Linked DNA regions of Mus musculus: region 2 is linked to region 1. A link is a loop called in an ENCODE intact Hi-C map of the cell type or tissue named here. Cell type or tissue: heart. All regions are shown on one strand. Each heading gives the region's core, and the rest is flanking DNA. Links, peaks and the distances in the headings are about the cores only.

Region 1 (8,005 bases), core at 2,587-6,586:
GGCTGAGAAGGTCGTCTCTGCTCTAATTGATGACATCCACAACTTTATGAGTTTAAAACTGACTCCGCAGAGATGTCTTGACCTCTGCAGGTGGTCAAACTGTGACATGCATATGTTCTCACACACACATACATACACACACTCATATGCACACATACTCACACATATATGTATACACATACATATACACACACTCATACACACATGCACACCCACACACATACACAGATATACACACACACACACACAAAGCTGGCATTCTGGAACACTCGTGATCATCTATCAGCCAAAGAATAGCTCCAAACAGAGGGGAGCCCTGCTGGGTATTGCCATTCAAAACCTGTCTTACTTAGTGCTGAAAAACTGTGGACCAAATTCACAGACAAAAAGTATACTCAGTCCTGTTTTGACATAGTTGCCTTCTGAAAATGCAGAGGATGCTTTGTGTCGACATAGGGGGCAGTTAATGGCGCCATTCTCAGATCTTTAAAAACCGAGACTCTTTGCACTTAGCAGGAGCGTCTGTTAAATACGAGCAACTGGAAACTTCCTTACATTGCGGGGTAACCCCACTGAAAATCCCCTTTAAGGGTTGGTTACATGGTACATAAAGGAGCCTTGCCACTAAGGCTAGTGACCTGAATTTGATTCATGCATGTATTCATACGCATATCACACACACACACAGATAATAATAAATAAAAATTTAAAAAGAAAGACAATCCTTATTTGAGGATGGAGACTGTTGATACCCTCAAGACGGTGGAAGAGGCAGGGAGGAGCCAGGTTTCCTCTCGGGCTTTGAGGATGATGGAGTGGGACTGGAGACTTGTGATTAGCAAGGCTTGGGTACCACAAGAGGTCCAGAGTAGGGGTCGGGGCTCTGTGAAAGAGAAGTTTCTATCAAGTTGCCCAGTACCGCCTTGCTGGGGTCCCTCACCCTGGCCCACTGGCAACCTTTCCAAAGCCAATGCAACGCGCCCGCTTATCCCCACTGCTGTCCCCGGGCAAGCTTCTGGCCGGCCCACAGTTCTCTCTCCCTCCGTGGGTTAGTCCAGCTCACGGAAATCCTGCCTCCTAGCAAGTACTACTCCTTCGAGAAGCCTTTCCTCTCGCCACCCACTAGTCTGCGTTTCTAGACACCAGAAGGAATTCGAAGATTAGATCAGCCCTTGGTGGTGCAGGCGTTGGAATCCAGGACCTTGAGTAGGCCGGCGGGACACCCTGCTACTGGGCTACACCCCAATCCTATGCAAAGCAACTCTGCAAGCGGATTTCACAGTCCCGGGGGTGGGGTGGGGTGGGGGGAGGCCCCGCACTTTGTATGAGCAGAGTAACTTTCCTTGAAAGAATAAACGAGTGAGTCTTTTACAAACTCTGGGCAGCTTTGCTCTGCTGGCCTTGCCTTCGGAGGCCTCAGTTTCCCTACGCTGCCCGCGAGTCTAGCGGCGGAGGAGGGGCCCAGGCCGGGCGGCTGCAGCCAGCGCGGGGGCGCGCGCGAGTGGACGTGACCGCGCGGCGGGGCCCGCCCCAGGCCGGTCACTGGCGCATGCGCATCACTGCCCGAGCGCTGCGGGCCCGGCGGACTCCGGAGCCGGGGAAGGGGGTGGGGGGTGGGGAGTTTGCGGGAGGGAGGAGGGAAGAGGGAGGGAGCGAGGGGCGGGCCCGGCGCGGCTGCCCGGCCGGCTGCTGGAGGCCCCGGGCCGGGCCCGCGCCGCGATGGCCTTGGTGACCCTTCAGCGCTCTCCCACGCCCAGCGCCGCGTCTTCCTCCGCAAGCAACAGCGAGGTGAGCCCGGCCGCACCCTCCCACAAGGTGTGAGGCGGAGGTGCGTCCGCCCTTGGGGTGCGGGCGTCCCCGCGTCCCGGTGACTGAGCATGCGCCGGGCTGGGGTCGCGGAGGTGGGGGGGCGGGGGGGGATGCTTCCAGATCGCAGGGCACCAGGAAAGGCTCTGGTCGGCTCTGGGCTGCAGGGTCTCGGGTTCCGCTCGGGGCCTGAGCTCATGCTGCTTAATCGGGGTAGATGGGGACCGGAGCGTCCGGGTCCTCAGGACGGCCTGCCCCAGGCTGTGCTACCCCAGCCGGGCTCATCCCACCCCCTTCCCCTGATGAGCTTAAGGCCTCGGAGTAAACCCCGGATGACCCAGCCGGCTGCAGGGGACGCCCCGCTGTGCTGGGCTAGCCCCGCAGGCCCAGGAAGTTGCCAGCTGGAATCTGGGCCCTCTCCCGGGGTTGTGTGTCTGCGTGAGACTTGGCTCAGCACCCCTGCGTGCCCGTGTTGGTGCGTTTTGGGCTCGTCTTGCGGGGACTGGCAGGCATCTTTGCAGAATGGCTGTGAGGTTAAGCCTCCAGGGCCCTTTCTGTCTGAGACTCTTTCATGAGTTTTATCTGCAGGCAGAAGGTTCTGGTTGCCTCCTCTTTGCACACAATTAGGCAGGGCAACTGAGAAGTTAGATTGTAGTAAGGCCTCTCTTCCCACACAGCTCGGTTCCCCTACAACAGTTTACAAAGTGCCTTTTATCTTGTGTTCTTCCTAGGAAACTACAGGAGCATAGGGAAGCAGGGAGGGGCAGTACAGGCCTTTGCAGCCGAAATTCTCTTCCTTCCTTCCTTCCTTCCTTCCTTCCTTCCTTCCTTCATCATGTAGTTGTGGCTGGCCCCCTGCCTCTGCGTCTCAGATGTTGTCAGTTCAGAAGAGCTTTCCACACCTGGCTCTCAGCCTGGATTTCTAGCCAACTTCCATAATGTTATGGGAATTTAACACTTGGTCGCTTCCAGTTCCTGTATTAGACACATTTTTAGGCTTTTAATCTTTTTTTTTTTAGTTGAGATGTAACTCACAGCCTGTGGCTTTACCTTTTGGAAGTATGTAAGTCAGCGTTAGTAGACACACCCGCTCAGCCACTCAGTCCCGAAGCTTCAGCGCCCCGCCCTTCTCAGTTACCGCTTGTCTTTGCTTCACCCCCACCCCGGGGCGTCCCCTACTTCTCTACATTTGCCTACGCTGTAGTTCATATAACAGGAAATATGCAGTGTTGCCTCTGTCTGGCTTCTCCCTCTAAGCGTGCTGGTCTCAAGGTTTGCCCATACTGGGTCTAATCATTTCTTTCCTTTCTATAAGAATTCATTGTATGGGGGGTAAATTTTTTTCAGGACACTGATTAGGACATTTTAAAAATCATTTTATTATTATTATTATTATTATTATTAATGTTATTTAGTACTAAATGTTTGAACCAGACCCTTGTGTGTGCCTGGCACTACGCACACTACCTACATTTTAAAAATTACATTAAGGTGTGTATGCATGTGTGTGCATGCGTTTGTCTCTCTGTCTGCTTCTGGGCATATGCAGGTGCCCACGGAGACCAGAAGAGGATGTTGGATCCTGTGGAGCTAGGCTTACAGGGGGCTTGTGAGCTGCAGGTTGTGGATCTGGGCATCTGCTTTTAGGTCCTCTGGAAGAGCAGCAAATGCTTTTAACTGCGGAGCTCTCTTCTGCAGCCCCCTTCCAGCCTCCATTTTAAATCATTATATGATGATCTCCCAATGACCAATTAACAGAAGAGAAAGCCCAGAAGAAAGCCAATGTTTAAAGTGTGAGGAGGCCCAGAGCCCTCTTGACTTTTACATCCTAGGAATGTGGAAGGTGGAGGCAGGAAACCCCTAGTACAGGCTGCATGGCCAGGCTAGTGAAATTAAGAATGGGCAAGGTGAGCGAGACCCTGACTCAATATGGAAGACAATGACATCGCCAGCAGCCACATACACACACACATGCACATGTGAACACATACCAGTCACACCTGCAAGTACACACAAACCCTAAAATCCCAGATGGCTTTTCTTTAACTTGAGCATGCCTTTGTCACCTGGGATGTTCCTGGGATGGCTAAGCTGCCTTCCCGATGTGCCCAGGTCAGGAGCAAGGCAGAGAGAGTAGACAGCAGGTGCTCCCTGTGCTGGGAGACTGGAATCCCGATTGGCTGTGCCTCCCGCCCATCCTTTTCCCACTTGGCTTCCTCTCTCTCTCCAAGTCAGATCTTCGGATGGGCCTGGATTGTTTCTTTGGGGATGATGCCGTCTCTCTCTGCTTCTCTGGCATTCCTGACCTTACATCACCTTTCAGTGGAAAACCTCAGATGGTGACTAAGAAGTCAATGGCTGCGGAGCCCGTGTCCTCTTTCCCCCAGTCTGTTATCCAAATGCCACTTCTTTTATGAGTCAGGGAGACAGCGGTTTCCTGACAGAGCTAGGTTAGCAGTGAAGCCTGGGAAACCAAGGGAAATCACAGCTCTTGGTCCCACAGCAATCTTGTCCTCTTACTTTTGTCCCCCATCACCTCCCCATACTTTCTGGATCTTTAATTATCTCGTATTTGTCCTTTTCCTGTTGACCTTATTGAATTCCTTTGTGAGATCAAGGGGAGCTGAGAAAGAGATACATAAACTGTTTCCCCTAGGTGTATAGCAACATTGTTTTGGACCAATGTGCAAGGTCTGTTTTTCATGGGCACAGGCTAGTCTCCAGGCACTTGGGACCAGGGCTTCTCAGCCTCGCTGCTGACCCTGAGACTCAGAGGTGGAGGCTTCTCCTTCAGCAGCATCCTCTTGCTCCGCCCACTAGATGCCAGTAGCACCCTCCAAAAAAATGCCCCAGTGGCCCTTATTGAAGGAGTCCTTACATGTGGTGATCCGCTGCTGCTGTTTGCTTCTGTCTAGTGCTGCAATGTGTGGGGGGCCTGCCCTGGTTTTTCCCTTCTCCTTTACAGCCCAGGAGCCAACGCGGTCCATTCCCAGTGTGTACATCTATAAAGTTGTACATAGACTCTTCATATAAGGGGGACACCTTATGGAATACTCATTCTTGGTGGAAATGGTCTCCTCTTGATGTATATCCCATACTGCCCAGTTCCCTTCCTACCTTAGCTCTGGATCCAGTTCCTGCTGCCCTTGACCTCTGGCTGGCTGGCTGGTCCCCAGTCAGTCTTGTGTCTGTCCTGGCTGTCACACTGCTCTGATGTTCTCTTCCACACAGTGGGTGCTTTAAAAAAAAAAACACGCCAACTCCTCCTGGACCACCTTGTGTTTTCTTCTCATTTTGTGTTTTTGCCCAGAAAGGAGAGGTGGGGAGGGGAGTAAGTAGTGATGGGGTTAAGATATTTAGAATTCAATGCCCGGATACCTTCCATGGCCGAAGTCTTGTCTGGCGTGGCTTTTCGTTTCAGTTTGGTTTTGGACATGCCCGCTTGCTGTGTTATCTGGGCTGCTCTCAGATCCCTGGGGCAAACGGTTCCCCTGCCTTAGCCTGTTAAGTAGCCAGGGTGACAGGTGTGTGGACCTTCTTTGGGATGGAGTTTTTCAGTGGTATTCCTCGGGCTTGCTGGTGTGCCTGGCTCCACAAAGAAATAGGTTTTCTTAAGACGGTAATCCCGTTTCCTGTAAAAACAAAACCAGAATAAGACTCAGAGTCAGTGTGTTGTCTAGTCTAGGGCTTGAAAGAGCCTTGGGAAACAGAGCCCATGGGGCTCGGCTCAGGCGGCTGAGACAGAAATAGGGATAAACATTAGGAAACCTGAAAATGTGGAGCGAGAGTGACTCAGAGGAACAACACATCAGGTTGGCATGGAGAGGGCAGGGGGTGTGTCTCGAACACGGCAGCCTCCTTCCTGGATGCCTTTATCTTTGCCGGGCACCGGGGAGTCTGCTGTCAGAGCTAATAGTGGCGGCTGTGAGGTCACACACTTTCTCTCTCTTTCCCTGTAGTTGGAGGCTGGCAGCGATGAAGAACGGAAATTGAACCTCAGGTAAGTCCACTTGGCGTTTGTCCTTAGGTCCGGGAAGTAGGTGAAGAGCACTGTTGTACGGTTGAAAAATGGTTTTATAACCGTGTCTTCATGGAAGCCCAAGCTACAAGCTCGTAATCTTACCAGAAGGGATTTGGATCTCTTTGAGTTCGAGGCCAGCCTGCTCTACATAGCACGTTCCGGGCCAGCCCAAGCTCCGTGGTGAAATACTACTGTAGAGATTACTGGTTGTAGTACATACCTGTGATTCTAGGAGCTGATGAGGCAGGGTTGCAGTTTTAAGGCCAGCTTGGACTACATAGTAAACAAACAAAAAACCTGGGATGTGTCCTTTGCCCATCACGTACAAGGCTCTGGGTCCATCCGCAGCACCACAGTAAATGAACAATTAAGTAAAAATCGTATGTGCTTGGCTACTCCCTGCTTAGGGGGAGGAAGAACTGCTGAGCACACACAGGGTCTCAAGCAGGCTAAGCAAAGGCTCTACCACTAAACACCAGCAGCCTGTAACTGCCTTGATATGGGATGTCATTTGCAAAAGGAGGCAAATAACTGTATTTTTTCTGTGCCCTTCATTTCCTTTGTTGTTGTTACATGTGTGTGAGCGTGTCTGTGTCTGTGTGTGTCTGTGTGTGTGTATCAGAGAACAGTTTGGAGCATTCATTTCTTCATGTGGGTCCCTTGGATTGAACTCAGGTCCTCAGGCTTGGCAGCAAGGTCCTATGCCCGCTCAGCCCTCTCGTCGCCCCTGATATATTTTCTTGCAGAAGTTCCTGTCTGTGTTTAACAATCATTGTACTATGCCCTCTGTTTTTTCATTCTGCTTTGGACAAGCTGCTACTTTTGAAGTCAGAACATCACTTCTTTTTGCTTGCTTTTTTTTTTTTTTTTTTTTTTTTCAAAATGAGGTCTCTCTGTGTAGCCCTGACTGTCCTAGAACTCACTGTAGACCTGGCTGGCCTTGAACTCAGTGGTCCATCTGCCTCTGCCTCCTGAGTGAGTGCTGGGATTAAAAGTGTCGTGTGAGATTGGGATTGATTGGTAGCCGAGCTCACTGAGACAGTTTTTTTTTTCCATTTTTTATTAGGTATTTAGCTCATTTACATTTCCAATGCTATACCAAAAGTCCCCCATACCCACCCACCCCCACTCCCCTACCCACCCACTCCCCCTTTTTGGCCCTGGCGTTCCCCTGTATTGGGGCATATAAACTTTGCAAGTCCAATGGGCCTCTCTTTGCAGTGATGGCCGACTAGGCCATCTTTTGATACATATGCAGCTAGAGACAAGAGCTCCGGGGTACTGCTTAGTTCATATTGTTGTTCCACCTATAGGGTTGCAGTTCCCTACTGAGACAGTTCTTAAGGGCTGGAAATGGCTCAGTAGTTAAGAACACTGGCTGCTCTTGCAGAGGACCTGAGTTTGGTTCCCAGCACCAGTGTGGTGGCTCACGACCACTCGTAACTCTAGTTTATATGACCTGACACCTTCTTTTGGCCTTGGTCATCATGTGTGCATAGGTACATAGAGATAAATGCAGGCAAAATCCCTAGAAACATGAAATGATAATACATTTTGTAAAATTCCCATAAGATGTAGTCACCAAGTGGGTGTGGTGGCAAACGCCTTTGATCCTGGTACTTGGAGGCAGATAGATTTCTGAATTTGAGGCCAGCCTGGTCTACAGAGTGAGTTCCGTGAGTTCCAGGACAGCCAGGGCCATAAGAGAAATCCTTTCTTGAAAAACAACAACAAAAAAAGATATTAGTCACCAGTTACTGTAGGGGACACCAAAGTCATCTGGACTTTTTTTTTTTTTTTTGCCAAAAATTCAGACCTCCTTCTCTTTGCCCATCTGAAGTCTAGCTATATGCCTAGACTGGGCAGATCTAACTACTAACTTATTCCCCAGCTATAAGACCCTTCCCTACTTGTGGTTTCTCCTGGACACATGGTTCTGCTCCATCATGGCTTCCTCCTCTTCCTGTACTCTCTCCCATCACTCTCCAGAACCTCTTGTTGCACCTTTCCCTTCCACTGCCCAATCATAGGGTCTAGCTTTTATTGAGTAGCTAGAATGGCAAGAAAATTCACATGAGATCACATGAATATGATCAGGGTTAGATCTGCTTCCTCAAGAGGGACTGTTCTTTGGGGAAGCAGAATTAACATCAGAATAAATACAACAGTAGCAGGGCA
Region 2 (8,005 bases), core at 1,975-5,974, 110 kb before region 1:
ATAAAAAATGAATCCCAGCACTAGGGAAATGACTTAGTGGTTAAGAGCACTGACTGATCTTCCAGAGGTCCTGAGTTCAATTCCTAGCACCCACACAGTGGCTTACAACCAACTGTAATGGGATCTGACGCCCTCTTCTGGTGTGTCTGAAGATAACCACAGTGTATTCACACACATAAAATGACTAAATTAATTAATCTTTTAAAAATTAAAAAAAAAAAGTGCCCACATCTTTTCCCAGACACTAACTGTGGCAGTGAGATTAGCAGGCCTGGCAGACCTGACCACATTGCACGGGCTCACTGAATGCTGCTAAAGTACCTTCAGGAGAGGTCAAGCTATCCCCTCCCCTCCTCTCCCCTCCCCTTCCCCCTTCCTCCCTTCCCCTCCCCACCCCCTATTAAACTGAAAGTTGTTTTTTTTTTTAATAGATAGTTCCATTTTTAATTTTTTTTTAAAGTAGGGCTGGTGAGCAGGCTCTGTAGGTAAAGGCACCAGCCCCCAAACCTCACAGCCCGAGTTCAGTCCCCAGGACCAGACAGTAGATGAGAACCAACGTTGTCCTGAGCTCCCTATGTGTGCTGCGTGCACACACAACAAATACAACTGTTTTCCCAATCTGATGCTGTCTCTTAGGTTCTCAGTGCACACCCCTCCCCCACAACGTCTTTTCCTACAAAGTGGCTCCCCTAAGCCTCTTATTCTGTCAGCTAGACACTGAAAATGGTCGTTCCCTCAGGTCCCCAGTACCTTTCAGGAGGTTCAGCAGTGTTAAGGACAGGCACTGGTGAGTGTGTGGCCCCTGCTGGTCCCTGGAGTACTGGGTGGTAAACTCTTCCAGCCACTTGACAAACGCAGGGCAGGCAGACAGGCCCTGCAGCAGCGAGTTCATGAAGCAGGTATTCCCCAGATTGACAAGGCCAGGCACAAGCCCTAGGGAGGGCGCGGGAGGAAGAGGACAATGCATCACTGGGGAGACCTTCCTTCCTCTTCCTCACGCTTCTGGGACCCGGCATCTATGCATGGAGCCCTCAGTCGGGATTTCACCCTGAGCGAGCCTGGGCACGGGACATGCTATGCTGTAGACTGAGCCGCAGTGTGGGCCTCTGTCTTGTGTTCTCTCTGAAACCCTTCCAGGTGCCCGGCGCAGATACGAAACGGATAAAAGCGGCAGCGGCAGCAGCAGCCATGCCTTCCTCCTTGCCTCATGCGCTCCTGGACGCTCTCTCCTTTAGTTAGAGAGCAGTGCCCTACAATAGCTGGCAACTGTACTGCCTCCCGGGACAGTGCTTTTGTTCTTCCCACGGCAACTGAGAAAGACACTGGTCAGTCTGCCTGCAGAGATAGCAGCACTGACTGGCTCACAAGATGCCCTCATTTCCTCTTCTGCCAAAACTCATGAGCTCAGTACACAGAGCCCAGGCTGGCCACCAGGCCTTGTTTAGAAACTCTTTAACATAAGAGTGCTCATGAAAACATGCAGGGAACTTCTCTATGACCATCCCCTCAGCTCCCCTCTCCCACTCCCTCCTTCCCTCCTGTCTCTCAGAGAAACCACTGCTGTGATGTAATCAGTCAGCTGCAGGACTGAAACATAACCACACACTAGTAACAACAATTGAGCCACTTGAAACACAATGGCCTGCCTTTTTTCACCCCCCTCCTCGGGATGGGGTCTTGCCTATGTCACACTCTGGCCTGGTACTTGCTGTATAAAGCACAGGCTGGATTCAAATTCATAGCATCCTCTTATTCCAGCATCCCAAGTGCTGGAGTTAGAGGCATGAGCCACTGGGCCAGCACAAAGCATGTCTTAAACTCACATGTAAGCTGGGAAGCAGAGGCAGATGAATTTCTGAGTTTGAGGCCAGCCTGGTTTACAGAGTGAGTTCCAGGACAGCCAGGGCTACACAGGGAAACCCTGTCTCAAAAAAAACAAAAAAACAGAGCCTTCCCACCACAGGGTGGGGAGTTCTACTTCGTAGACCATGGTCCTCGCTTTAAAGCTAAGAGGGCCAACCACTCAAACAGACAAGAGAGGCTCAAGTCAAACCCAAGACCTCGATGCAGGGCCCCATCCCTACCTTTTCTCCGCTTCTTCCTCTCTGTAATGGGACCCCAAATAACATAGATCCCTGCTGCCAGGGCAGCGGCAATCCCACCGATCACTCCCCAGTTCTTCATGACTTTGTATCTGAAAAGGAGAAGACGTGGACTGTCACTCTGTCTCCCAACAGCAGGCTGGTACAGACAGTGGCAGGAAGGTGACATGTTACATCAAAATAAGCCCTCCAACCAGCAAGCTTGAAATCTAAGGTAATATGTACCAATAAGACCTTGCCTTGGAATTTGGGATACTTGAGCACTTAACTAGAAAATGGGGGAGGGGGAGGGACACTGGGAGTCCTTGTCACCACTCTGTAGCTTGTTCATTCGGGTGGGGAGCCCAGAGCTCATTGGCACAGCTCATCACTCTCTCATGCTTCTTCCCTCCCGATGCAGGAAATATGCCAGGCCACCTGGTGCTCGCATGGCTTCTGGTGACCTCAACTCTGGTTTTCACATTTGTTGCTTATGCAATAGGCAGTCGAACACCTGAACCATCTCCCCAAGCTCTCCCTATTTACTTAATTAGGGTTTTGTTGTTGTTGTTGTTGTTGTTGCTCAGGCTGGCTCTGAACTCAAGAGTCCTCCTGGCTCATGAGCAATTCGTGACAGAGCGGTGGCACCAGGCCTGGCTTTAAAAATGGATTTCTCTTTGAGAATACGAAACAATACCACAAGAGGACATCTATATGTTCATACGATTAAAGATTTCTTCGTTCCAGGCTAGACTTGAAGGTGGACACTATTCTTTTTTCCCACAATTAAGAAAACTGCAGCAGTAATTCAAAACACAATTTTATACAAAGTTCTGTATCTCCAAGTAAGGCAACCCACACATACGTGCAACGTGTGTGTAACATGTACCCACATATATGTTGCATGTGGACATGTGTGTAATACGTTCTTACCTAATGCTTGGACTATATGAAGTTGATCACCTCCCCTGGTACCAGGGACTGACCCTAGCTAGGGCCTTATGCAGGACAGACAAATGCTCTACCACTAAGATCTGTCCCCCTAATTCTGCCTGCATGAATATTGGTCTCAGCTGAATAAACACTCCCTGAAAAGGATCACTAGTGACAACAGCAATCGTCAGACAACGGCCAGCATTCTCCGATGTCACAGCTAATTACCAGTTTCAAATCTTTTTGTTCTTCCAGGGTGAGTCCATAGAATGTGCACAGACCTTGGCTTAAAAAGCAGTCAGCGGGAGAAGGAGGGGGCCAGTTACAGCACACCTGCTCGGCACACACTCAACGAGGGAAACCGAGGCATGGTGTTGATTGACTAGTTCTTCTGCAGAACCGTACCATGAAGACGGTACGTGAGCCTGAGGGTGAGATTAAGCTGGCCACCAGCCCTGCTCTCAGGTCAGCTGTTAGGCCGCAAGGCCCAATCAAGCCTTCCTTCCCACCTGGTAAAATAGGGCCGCTGGGCGGAATAAACACGGGGTGGGGGGCTTCAGAGCCGGATAAGATGCTGTTAGACCTGCCCCGGTATCCAAGGTAGCCAACCCAAGCAACAGGTCCCAGCAGTCAGGGTGAGCAACGGGGGTGTGGCCCCAGGCCTTGGGAAGATCAACCGGGCTGGGGTGCAGACGGGGGTCCTAGCAGGAACGAAGAGCCTGGAATTGTCACAGCCTGGGGAGCTCAGCGGCTGGGAGCCTTCGGAAGCTTGGGAACCGGAGCGGTTTGGGATGCAGAAGTGAGAATCTCCAGCATGGCAGAGGTGGGAGACCGGCATCTGACAAACTGCGGGGGAGCAGCGGCGTGCAGATTGTGTGCCCGGAGCCCGAGTCTGGGGTCACCGCGAGGGGCTGCGGGGCGTCGCAGGCCGCGGCCACAGCAGGGACGAGGAGGCGACGCCGGGCCGCGGCCTCCGCCTCGGCCGGGTCCGCGCAGGCCTGGAGGCCCTGCGGCCGCCACCGCCACCCCGCACCCCCACCCACTCACCTGACGGCCGCCCCGGTGCGCAGGAAGCGCTGCAGGGCCTTGTCGGCCGCCGTCCTCGCCGCCTGCGCCCGGGAACTTAGCATCGCGCTCGCTGCCGCCGCCGCTACCGCTGCCGCCGCCGCCCCCCGCTCGCCCGCCCGCCGCAGCGGAATGAGGAGCCCAAGACAGGAGGCTCGCAAAGTGGAGGAACCCGCGGTGGCGACCCCGCTTCGGCGGAGGGGGGAAGAAGCCAGGAGGACGGACCGGAAGTTAGTCACACCGGACTGAAATAGTGAACGGACGACCCCTCCCCGGTTCCTTTGCTCCTAGCAACCGCAGCCTGATTCGTTGCTAAGGGAGGTTTCCCGGGGCCCGGGGACCACTTCGGAAGCTATGAGCCTTCGCATTTGCTCCGCCTCCAGGACGGAGCTTGGTTCATGTGGAAAGGCTGTTATTAAACTGGAAAATTTAAAAATAGATGGCTCTAGCTTTGATTTTTTAAAATGTGGGGTTAGCAAGATGGCTCTGTAGGTAAAAACAGCTGCCCCCAAATCTCACACCCTGAGTTCAGTGCCCAGAACCATACAGTAGAAGAGAACCAAAGTTATCAGGACCTTCCTATGTGTGCTGTGGTGCGCAACACACACACACGCGCGCGCGCACAAACACATGCACACATACACATGCATATGCCTGCACTTACACTCGTATATGCACACACATACACCTGCACACACGCATGCACATTTATACATAGATGCACACTTCACAATACACACACATGCATATGTGCACACATGCACACGCACACACACACGTATATATATACACATGCACACTACACATACGCACACATATGCACAGTATATATACCCATACACGTATACACATACATGCATGCATTCACATGCACACAGCACACATATACACGCGTGCACACACACACACCTATAAACATACAGATACATACAAATACATGCAAACACATGCACATACACTTGCATGCACATGTGCACACATATATACACATGCATACACAAGTGCACAGACACACAAATGCAATAAATTAAAATGCAGTGTCTTAGAAATCTGTTTCTATTAGGTTTATACAAAGTCCTAAACAGTCCCACACAAATGTTTGTGAATTCACTCTTTAAAACAGCAAAACATGGAAACAAACTAGATATTTATCAGCTGCAAATCTCCCTCTGTCATACATACAATAAAAAAGGTGTTAGAATTTTTAGATTCCTCTCTTGTGTGGGCATGCTGCTGTATGTGCTGCAGATCTTTATACCATTTCTCTTCTCAAAGCCGAACTGTGTGTGTTGAGTAACTCCCCCTTCCTGTCTTCTGTTCTAGTAATTTCCATTCTATTTCTATTCCTGTGAGGTTGAGGTTGGCTGTCTCAGGACAGGAGTCGCTCAGAGTTCTTTGGTGACTGTCTTAGCTCACTTGGCATAAAGTCTTTTTTTACAGGAAAGTAATATTCCATTGTAAGTACTAGTTTCTCTCTCCTGTCCATGTCTCAATGGACATTCAGGTTGTTTCCACTTCTTGGCAATAAACTCGGGCACATAACCCTCTCTTTCTGGTCTTGTTTTCAGCCCTTCCAGATATATATCAAGTAATGAGATTATAGATTTATATGCTAATTCTTTTTTTTTAGACACTTCTAGATTGTTTTCCACAGCAACGGAACCATCTTACAATCTTTAGCCAATTTAAAAAATTATTGGGGAGGCATGTGTCATGACTTGCATGTGGAGGTCAGAGACCAGCCTCAGGAATTCTGTTCTCTCCTTCCACCATGCGTGTTCAAACCCAGGTTATCATGTTTGGCAGCAAGCACCACTCCCTGCTGACCTATCTCACTGGCCCAGTTTATAAGTATGAAGCTCAGCAGTGTGAGCAACGTACTGACATTCCCTATAGAACGTTTAAATTCCCCAGTCAGGAATCACACATATTAAACAGGGATCTTTTGTTTCTTTCTCTCCGTGATGTCTATTTCATCTTCTATCCTTATGGATTCAACATCTGTGCTGTGTGAATTCATTAGCATCTGGCCCTTGGGCCTGGCTTTTTTTCATTTAGCATAACATTTTCAGGGTGGATCTGAAGTGTAGTTCCTATCAGACTTCATTCTTTGTTGATGGCCATGGTTTGACGATCTTGATATTCCGAACCTCCCGCCTCCACCTCCTGAATACTGAGATTTAAGGTTTGTGCCATCAAAGCCACTTTTCATTCGGTCCTGGGAACCGGAACCTCAGGCTTCAGGAATGCTGGATGCTCACTGTCCCAGCTGAGCTCTACCCCAGGTCCCACTTCTTGGTTTCTGTGACTAGTGTTGTTTTTAAGCATCAGTGCACAAGTGCTCAGGTTCTTGCTTCTGGTTACATTGAGAACACACATGGGAGTACAGTGGAAATCTGTCCTGGTTTTAGTTCTGCTGCTGGGATAAAGTATCTGGGCAAATCAACTGAGGAAACAAAGGGGTTTCTTTTAGCTTACAATTCCTAGTTATACTCTATGTTGTCGGGAAGCCACAGTGGCAAGAACTTGAGGGACTAAGTCACAGCACACCAACAGTCAAGAGTAGAGTGATGATGATAAATGATTGATTATAATATAAAGATGAAATTTTAATATTAATAAGAATAGTAATAACAATAATATGACTGCTCACAGGCTTCCTTGCTTGCTTGGTGCACAGGTTAACTTTTCTACTCTGACACAGTTCAGGTGCCCCAGCCTACAGAATGTGAACACCCACAGTGGGCTTGGTCTCCCATATCAATTAAATTAATTGAGATACACAGTGCTGCATGCCTTTAATCTCTGCCCTCAGGAGGCAGAGTTAGGTGAATCTCTAAGTTTGGGAGATGAGGCAGATGGATCTTTAAGCTTGAAACCAGCCTGGTCTACAGAGGGAGTCCCAGGAGAGCCCAGACTGCTCAGAGAAACCCTGTCTCAAACAACCAAAAAATAAAAATAAAGACACACAGGGCCAGCTGATATAGACAGTTCCTACTGAGACTCTTCAAGAGTGTTTCCAGTTGGCCAAGATAATTATCATAGGGTTACATAATAACTCAACAGCATTTGAATCCATAACTGAGAAGAAGTTACTAACAAGTGTTTGCATATTGTGTCATACATATTATATCATATATGCATGTATATGATTTTCTGAGACAGGGCCTTAAACTCAAGAACAACTTGGATTCCTGGTCTTCCTGACTGCTGGGATTTTAGGCACACACCACCATAACCAGTGTTATTCAGTGCTGGGGATGGAAGCCAGAATTTCATGCATCCCAGCCCCAACCGAGCAATAGATGCCTTGAGGACAGAAGTGTACCTCCTCAACCACTCAGCTGTGGCTAGGAATCATGCTGCCAAAGGTGCTGTAGCACAGGGGTGAGGGGATCTGGTGTAGCTCAGGGGTGAGGGGATCTGGTGTAGAGCAGGGGTGAGAGGATCTGGTGTAGTGTAGAGATGAGGGGAACTAGTGTAGAACAGGGGTGAGGAGATCTGGTGTAGAGCAGGGATGAGGGGATCTGGTATAGCTCAGGGGTGAGGGGATCTGGTGTAGAGCAGGGATGAGGGGATCTGGTGTAGCTCAGGGGTGAGGGGATCTGGTGTAGAGCAGGGATGAGGGGATCTGGTGTAGCTCAGGGGTGAGGGGATCTGGTGTAGAGCAGAGATGAGAGGACTTGGGTAGTGCATAGGTGAGAGGATCTGGTGTAGTGTAGAGATGAGGGGAACTAGTGTAGCTCAGGGGTGAGGGGATCTGGTGTAGAGCAGGGATGAGGGGATCTGGTGTATCTCAGGGGTGAGGGGATCTGGTGTAGTTCAGGGGTGAGGGGATCTGGTGTAGAGCAAGGATGAGGGGATCTGGTTAGCTCAGGGGTGAGGGGATCTGGTGTAGACAGGGGTGAGGGGATCTGGTGTGGAGC

What was found. Peaks named below come from ENCODE experiments on the same cell type or tissue, not always from the same donor. Only the 100,000 strongest peaks of a DNase experiment are listed, where the experiment ranks them.
Region 2: a loop joins it to region 1, with 2.2 times the contacts of the local background. A loop is called at or near these places in 3 of 42 quality-filtered maps.

The regions. Positions count from the first base shown.
Region 1 is chr5:113,987,447-113,995,451 of GRCm38, reverse strand. It overlaps Ssh1 (slingshot protein phosphatase 1), which reads left to right and starts at 1,662. Exons shown (of 15, transcript NM_198109.5): 1 at 1,662-1,788; 2 at 5,766-5,806. The coding sequence starts at 1,720. Gm52825 (a long non-coding RNA gene) reads right to left here and starts at 5,630. Exons shown (of 3, transcript XR_003955978.1): 1 at 5,575-5,630; 2 at 5,185-5,438; 3 at 3,218-5,043. In heart, for the core only: a CTCF peak has its summit at 4,622 (motif pointing right); DNase peaks (open chromatin) are centred at 2,711, 2,931, 4,061 and 5,781; H3K4me3 peaks cover 898 bases; H3K27ac peaks cover 1,127 bases.
Region 2 is chr5:114,096,572-114,104,576 of GRCm38, reverse strand. Usp30 (ubiquitin specific peptidase 30) reads right to left here and starts at 4,244. Exons shown (of 13, transcript NM_001033202.3): 1 at 4,062-4,244; 2 at 2,085-2,194; 3 at 751-933. The coding sequence starts at 4,144. In heart, for the core only: no CTCF peak of the experiment used is centred there; DNase peaks (open chromatin) are centred at 3,616 and 4,376; H3K4me3 peaks cover 1,930 bases; H3K27ac peaks cover 1,470 bases.